2 separate regions of the Mus musculus genome follow, and region 2 is linked to region 1. Evidence: chromatin contacts called from ENCODE Hi-C data. All regions are on one chromosome and are shown on one strand. The core of a region is the stretch at or near the end of the contact, and the rest is flanking DNA. Distances in the headings are between cores, read along the strand shown. Region 1 overlaps Cald1 (caldesmon 1). Region 2 holds the start of Stra8 (stimulated by retinoic acid gene 8).

Region 1 (3,189 bases), core at 232-2,731:
CTCTGGACATTTACTCCTAAAAGGCATGTTTTACAAGGTAGAATGGCAGTGTTACGGACTACCTTTTATAGCCCTTTGCCTGATAATCTTCCTTAAATGGTATTAAATCACCATGGATGGACTACTCACCAACACTGCTCCAGTGAGTTAAGACTTTGATTTCCCTACAAGGCGGGATATACATGGGTGTCCATGTATACTAAGGGACATGTGGGCAGTCTACTCATATTCTCAGGCAAAGCTTTCTTAGAAGCATTCTTAATGTAATCATGATGACTTGCGTTTGTCTGAAAGTTATTTTCTCCTTTGGATGCTAAAGAGGGGGAGCTGCAATGCTGCCGCCATGTCCTCTCTGGCAGATTTGTCTTCGACCAAGGAGGCCGTTTGATTCTAGGGCTGTTACCAACCCAGTTTCTCTGGGAATCTCATCAAGATATAGTGAGATGAAGTGATCACTTTCCACATCCCACCATCTTATTGTCCTCTTGGCCCCTGGATGATTATGAGTGAGAGAAGGAGGCTTGGGCCCTGTAGAGCAGTGTAGAGAGTAGAATGCTTGGTGGCTGTCCTTGCCCTTTAGAACATATTGGTAGTCACTGAAAAGGCAGGAGGAGACAGTCTAGTTTCATTTTGGCCTGTCACTGTTGGATAGAGTCCTAGACACCATGGCCTAGAGTTCACACCCTGGTTAATATGTATCTGGGAATACAAATATAGAGGTGAGGGGAGATATTCCCAGGATACCCATGAAACAAATTCTGAGTCAAGTCTTACAGTTTATGGTGGCAACTGCTTAGGTAAATTTCTTTTAACTCACTTCTTTTATTTTGAAGTCAGAAATATTTTCATTTCCCCAAAAGGTATTATCAGATTTACTGGCCAAAAAAAAAAAAAAAAAAAAACAAAACAAAAAAAAAAAAAAGACAAAACAAAACCTTAAAATAGCTTTGTAAAAGCATTAGATGTCTATGAGAAGAAGAGTCTCCCACTCTACTTGTTGGGAAGGGTTTTGGTGGGTGGTCTCCTCATATTCTCAGGGGGAAAACTTTCTTAGAAACATTCTTAATGTAATAATGATGACTAGCGTTGGACTGAAAGTTATTTTCTCCTGAGAAATAAATAAAAGACTCCAGGGGATCCTTAAATTTTAGTTTAAAGAGTAGAGTGGATTAGATTCTATGGCAAATTCATGGCAAGCCCACAGCCTTCTGAGTCGCTGGGAACTAGATCTCTTAGGTATCTTGGAATGTTACCACCAAGAAAGATCTCTGCGGAAAGGTCACTGGGTGGTCACAAGTGTTGAAAGAGCAAGCAGGTCTCTTCATTCACAGATAACATGGCTGTACTTTAAACAGCCTCTAGATTCTTAGATGTTTGGATGAGACTCCGTTTAGCTGGGCTACTTAGTGGTAGAAAGCATGAGCATATGGGGGTGTGGGAACTTAGGAGGCGTGACCTTAAGCTGGAGAGAACTCAGGAGCCCAAGGGAACACATGGACCCGCCTGAGACGGGAGTCTCTGAGTCATGCTACTCTGCACGACAAAGTTCCAGAATAACAGCAAGACTTGGATGTCAGTTGCAGGCCTTCATGAGCTTCAGATCCCCAAATCCTCATCTGGATCCCTGCTCTACCCCACACATGTCCTCCTGGCTCCTTGCTCCTGAAATTTGGCTCATGGACAACTTAGACCTTCAGCAGAGAGCTTAGACTCCAGCTTAAAGCGCCTGAGTCATTCTTTAACCAAATTCCTGGATGCACATGCATGCTATGGTCACACTGTCTGTTCAGGACATGTGGGCCTGGGTGACAGGAATATTAGATTCGAAGTCACAAAAGACCCTGTGACTGACTCTCTCTCTCTCTCTCTCTCTCCCTCTCTCTCTCTCTCTCTCTCTTTGTTAAAAGCCAAGAAAACAAAACCAAATAGAAGAACTGAAAAGAGACAGCTTGTAATGGAAGAGGAGAGACAGAAACTTAACTATGTCTCAGAGTCAGAGATCATCTGCACTCCATGGCTGCCACAGAGCTCAGCTGCGGTGGAGGAATACAGGGGATTTGTTTATTTGTTTGTGTTTTAAAGCACTGGAGGGACTTTGGGAAATGCTTCCCTTAGCAGGGCAGAGGAATGTTTGTGTTCACTTTCGATTGGCCTAGCTGCTTATGTTGTATGGATCCCTAATCCTGCCAGGAAAGGTTTCTGCTTGCTTTTGTGATAAAAGAAAGAAGAAAGGAAAGGAAGGAAGGAAAGGAAAAAAGGAAAGAACAAACAAAAGGAAGAAAGGAAGAAAGAGGAGAGGAGAAGAGAGGAGAGGAAGGAAAGAAAGAAAAAAGGAAGGGAAAGAAGGAAAGAAAGAAAAGAAATGAAGGGAGGGCATAATAGGAAAGGGTTATTCAAAATGTCTGAATCATGCTAAATGATTTTAAATTGCCTATATAACACGCCAGTCCAGCTAGTTGGGAAGGGAGAACTCTATCCATTCAGTCGCAGTTTATCTATATACAATGATAAGATCTTAAAATTGATCTTTTGAAAAGGCTGATTGGAGGTGATTATCTAGCCTGGTATAAAAAAGGAGCCGGAAGTTCTGAGCCCTGGAATGTGCTGTTCGGCAAACTGGGAAAGGGACACTGGGAAAGGGACTGGAAAGCAGCTATTCCCTGGGGTGTCTGACTGATACCATGGACTTTCCCTTATCTGAGAAGAGGCAGAGGGATGACTGAGGATGAGCCTCCTCTGACTCAGATGGAGGCGTGGGATGCTTTGGCCATTAAAAGTGAATCACTCTCTGGCCTAAATGAACTTTCACATCAGCAGAGGGTATTTACTGAAGCCCTCTGCCCACATTTCACCACTGAGTTGCAGATCTCACGCTTTCTTCCCGTGTCTGACACTATTTGAGTTTGGTTCTGAGACAGCTTTGTCGTACAGATGGACCTTTACACAGTCCAGGGTGTTCAGCCGTCTCCTTAGCTGCCTGGTAGAGCTAAATTCAGTTTCCGGGTCATCAGTATTTGCATCTCCTCCCTCCTTCAGATAGCCAGGGCTCACGGTCAAACCACACATTCTACTAAAGTCGAGAGGAACGTAAGTCTTCAAGTAAATATACAGGGTCTTATGTGACTCTTACAAAGCCACCTAAGGGAACCACCCATATGCTACTTAATATGGCCCTCTATTTTCTAAACA
Region 2 (3,189 bases), core at 315-2,814, 170 kb before region 1:
ACAAGTGATCCACACACATCCTCGAGGAGTCGGGGTGACCCCCCCCATACTCTAGGAGTCGCAGGTGACATACAGATCCTTTAGGAGCCGTAGGCAACTCCCACACATCATCTAGGAGTCGCTGGTGACCCCCACACGCATCCTCTAGGTGTCGCAAGTGACCCCCCCCCATTCTCTAGGAGTCTCAAGTGACCCGAAGGAGTCGCAAGTGACCCCCCCCCCACACACACACATCCTCTAGGAGTCGCGGGTGATGCACAGATCCTCTAGGAGTCGCTGGTGACCCCCGCCCCATCCTCTAGGAGCTGCAAGTGACCCACACATCCTCTAGGAGTCGCAAGTGAACCACACATCCTCTAGGAGTCGCAAGTGACCCACACATCCTCTAGGAGTCGCAAGTGACCCACACATGCATGCTCTAGGAGTCGAGGAGGACACACAGCACAGATCCTCTAGGAGTCGCAGGTGACTTCCCCCCTGACTCCGCTCTCCACTCCCTTCCCCCCCCCCCCGTTCTCTAGGAGTCTCAAGTGACCCACAAATGCTGTAGGGGTCGCAGCTGACCACCACACGTTTTCTAGGAGTCGCGGGTGATGCACGGATCCTCTAGGAGTCGCAGGTGACCCACACACATCCTCTAGGAGTAGCGGGTAACACCCCCTTCTCTAGGAGTCGTGGTTGATCCACAAGCACAATCTAGCAGTCACTGGTGACTTACACACTCTCTAGGAGTCCCGGGTAACCCCTACACACACGCTCTAGGAGTCCCGGGTGATCCCCACGCACGCTCTAGGAGTCCCGGGTGATCCCCACGCACGCTCTAGGAGTCCCGGGTGATCCCCACGCACGCTCTAGGAGTCCCGGGTGATCCCCACGCAAGCTCTAGGAGTCCCGGGTGATCCCCACGCACGCTCTAGGAGTCCCGGGTGATCCCCACGCACGCTCTAGGAGTCCCGGGTGATCCCCACGCAAGCTCTAGGAGTCCCGGGTGATCCCCACGCACGCTCTAGGAGTCCCGGGTGATCCCCACGCACGCTCTAGGAGTCCCGGGTGATCTCCACGCATGCTCTAGGAGTCCCGGGTGATCCCCACGCAAGCTCTAGGAGTCCCGGGTGATCCCCACGCACGCTCTAGGAGTCGCAGATGACCCTCACACAAGTTCAAGGAGTCACAGGTGATCCACACAGAAGCTCTAGGAGTCGCGGCTGACCCACACACTCTCTGGGAGTTACGGCGATACACATACACACTCTAGGAGTCGCGGCTGACCCTCCCCATACACTCTAGGAGTCACGGGTGACCCACACGCACTTAAGTCGCCGGTGACACACACACACACACACACACACACACATACACACAAACTTGTGCAAACAGATTAAATATCCACTGACAGGGCATGCATTCACAAGCACCCACTTTTACTCTCAGAACACAAACGGTAGGAGAGTACTTACCTTTAAGGCCACCACGGTGAACCATGCACCTTCGACACTTGTGGAACACGCAGGAAACTGCACGAAGCCCTGACGAGTCAGTCACTCACGACTGCCCGTCGCAGAATAAGAAGAGAGGCTCTTGCCTCAGGTAAAAAACTGACCTGGTACCCCAGGCTGCGAACCAATCACAGCCCTGTCACTGCCACCATGACCAATGGGGATGCATGGTGGGGCGCCAATGGGGAGCGTGGACATTGGTGAAAACATTGTAACAACTTGCCACAGGTTGCAAGAGGGTGTGGAAGGAGCAAGATGACCTTTTCACCCCATCCAGGCGGCTAGCGCCAGTTCTTACACCCCTCAACCAGGGCAATGCCACCTATAACTTTCTCTTGAGATATAGAGGAGCCATCTTCAAGGTCCCAGTAGCAGTCCCCTGTTTCAAGGAAAAGAAAGAGAAAAATGAAGATGTGAGAGGGAATAGGTACAAAATAGGAGAGGGGAATAGGGGATTCCCAACTAAAAAAGCAGAGAAGAGAACCTTAAAGGTGGACTTAAAATGCAGAGAAGAAAAGAGAGAGAGAGAGAGGATGTGTTGAGTTGTTTGTAGTAAGCAACAAGTTTTCTCCAGGTTGAGGGACTACAACTCATTTTCCGCCTCAAATCAGATGTGCTATTATCTTTAAACCACTTTTTTCCCTCGCATCTTGAGATATCTGCAATGGTCCTGACACCACCACATCAGTTTGGCACACTACGAGCGCCACCATATCAAACTGGCACACTAGGAGCGCACTCTTGTAGAGAAAGGAAAGCAAGCAAAAGCCCCTTGGAAGGGGAGAGGCTCAGCCTGTGAATAGGAGGGAGGGTGCCTCCTGCAGTCTGACCTGAGGTGAGCTGCTTCACCATCCTCGCCCCCGCCCCTCCACAGAGGTTAAACGGAGGTCACTTGAGGTAGCAGCTGCAGCCACGACTTTGGTAGCACCAGAAGTTGGATTCCAATCCGGGATCTACCTCACGGTGACTGTGACTGGCTAGAAAGGAGCCCCTTTCTAAAGTATGCAACAGGGTACCTTAAATTTGACTCTAGCGAGTCCTGGTGTCATCTTTCAAATGGTTTTGGTAGATTGTGGATTTTAAACAAAATGAAAACTGTTCAGTGGGAATGGTGGATCATAGCTGTAGTCGCAGCAATCAGGTAGCCCAGAAAGAAAAAAAAAATGAAGTTGGTGGCTAACCTGAGCTTAGAAATGAGGCTCTTGCTCCTGACAGAAAACAGATCTGATGCTTAAGGTACAGGAGTGGGGACCAGTGGGGACCCAGTTACCAGCTCCCCTCTAAACTATCAGGGATATGGCTGGCTAAAGGAGCTGGAGCTTTGTAAGACACTGTAGTGAATTGCCAGACCGATACAGAAAAGAGTGCTGAGGACAGGAATGGCAGCAGGGCCTCTCTCAAAGGCTTGTACCAGGTCCAAAGAGCAGCTACACCTTACCCCCTTGGAGGCAAGTTTTAAAAGTATCTTTTTACTTCCACGCTCTGCTTGGGTCATGACCTATCCCTTCTGACTCTCGGGCGGCCTTCGTTGTGGGTTTCCAGGTGGTCCCGGGCCTGCATCTATGGTCCTTCTCCTGGCTCTGCTTAAACCTCTGTACCTGCTGCTGGGGCTACTGGGTGCAGAACGGGTACTGAAACTGTGAACCTTTGTCTTGGAGAGCCTTGTCCTTGACCTGTGAGGAATGTGGAGGTT

The links. Hi-C counts contacts between places; a loop is a spot of excess contacts on that map.
Region 2: a map of v-Abl transformed pro-B cells shows a loop between it and region 1 (2.7-fold over the local background). The contact joins the promoter of Stra8 here to the enhancer-like site in region 1. A Hi-C loop is called at or near these places in 5 of 37 maps with a recorded cell type or tissue (CH12.LX, heart and v-Abl transformed pro-B cells).

The regions. Positions count from the first base shown.
Region 1 is chr6:34,749,268-34,752,456 of GRCm38, reverse strand. All of the region lies in intron 5 of Cald1 (caldesmon 1), which reads right to left. Among named protein-coding and RNA genes, the nearest start is that of Gm38787, 18 kb to the right of the region's middle. Within about 2 kb of position 1,481, at least 1 of the 3 ENCODE cell types and tissues checked has a DNase peak (open chromatin) inside an H3K27ac peak, as active enhancers do; it is heart, where a contact is called at or near this core.
Region 2 is chr6:34,919,323-34,922,511 of GRCm38, reverse strand. Stra8 (stimulated by retinoic acid gene 8) reads right to left here and starts at 1,564. Exons shown (of 9, transcript NM_009292.2): 1 at 1,458-1,564.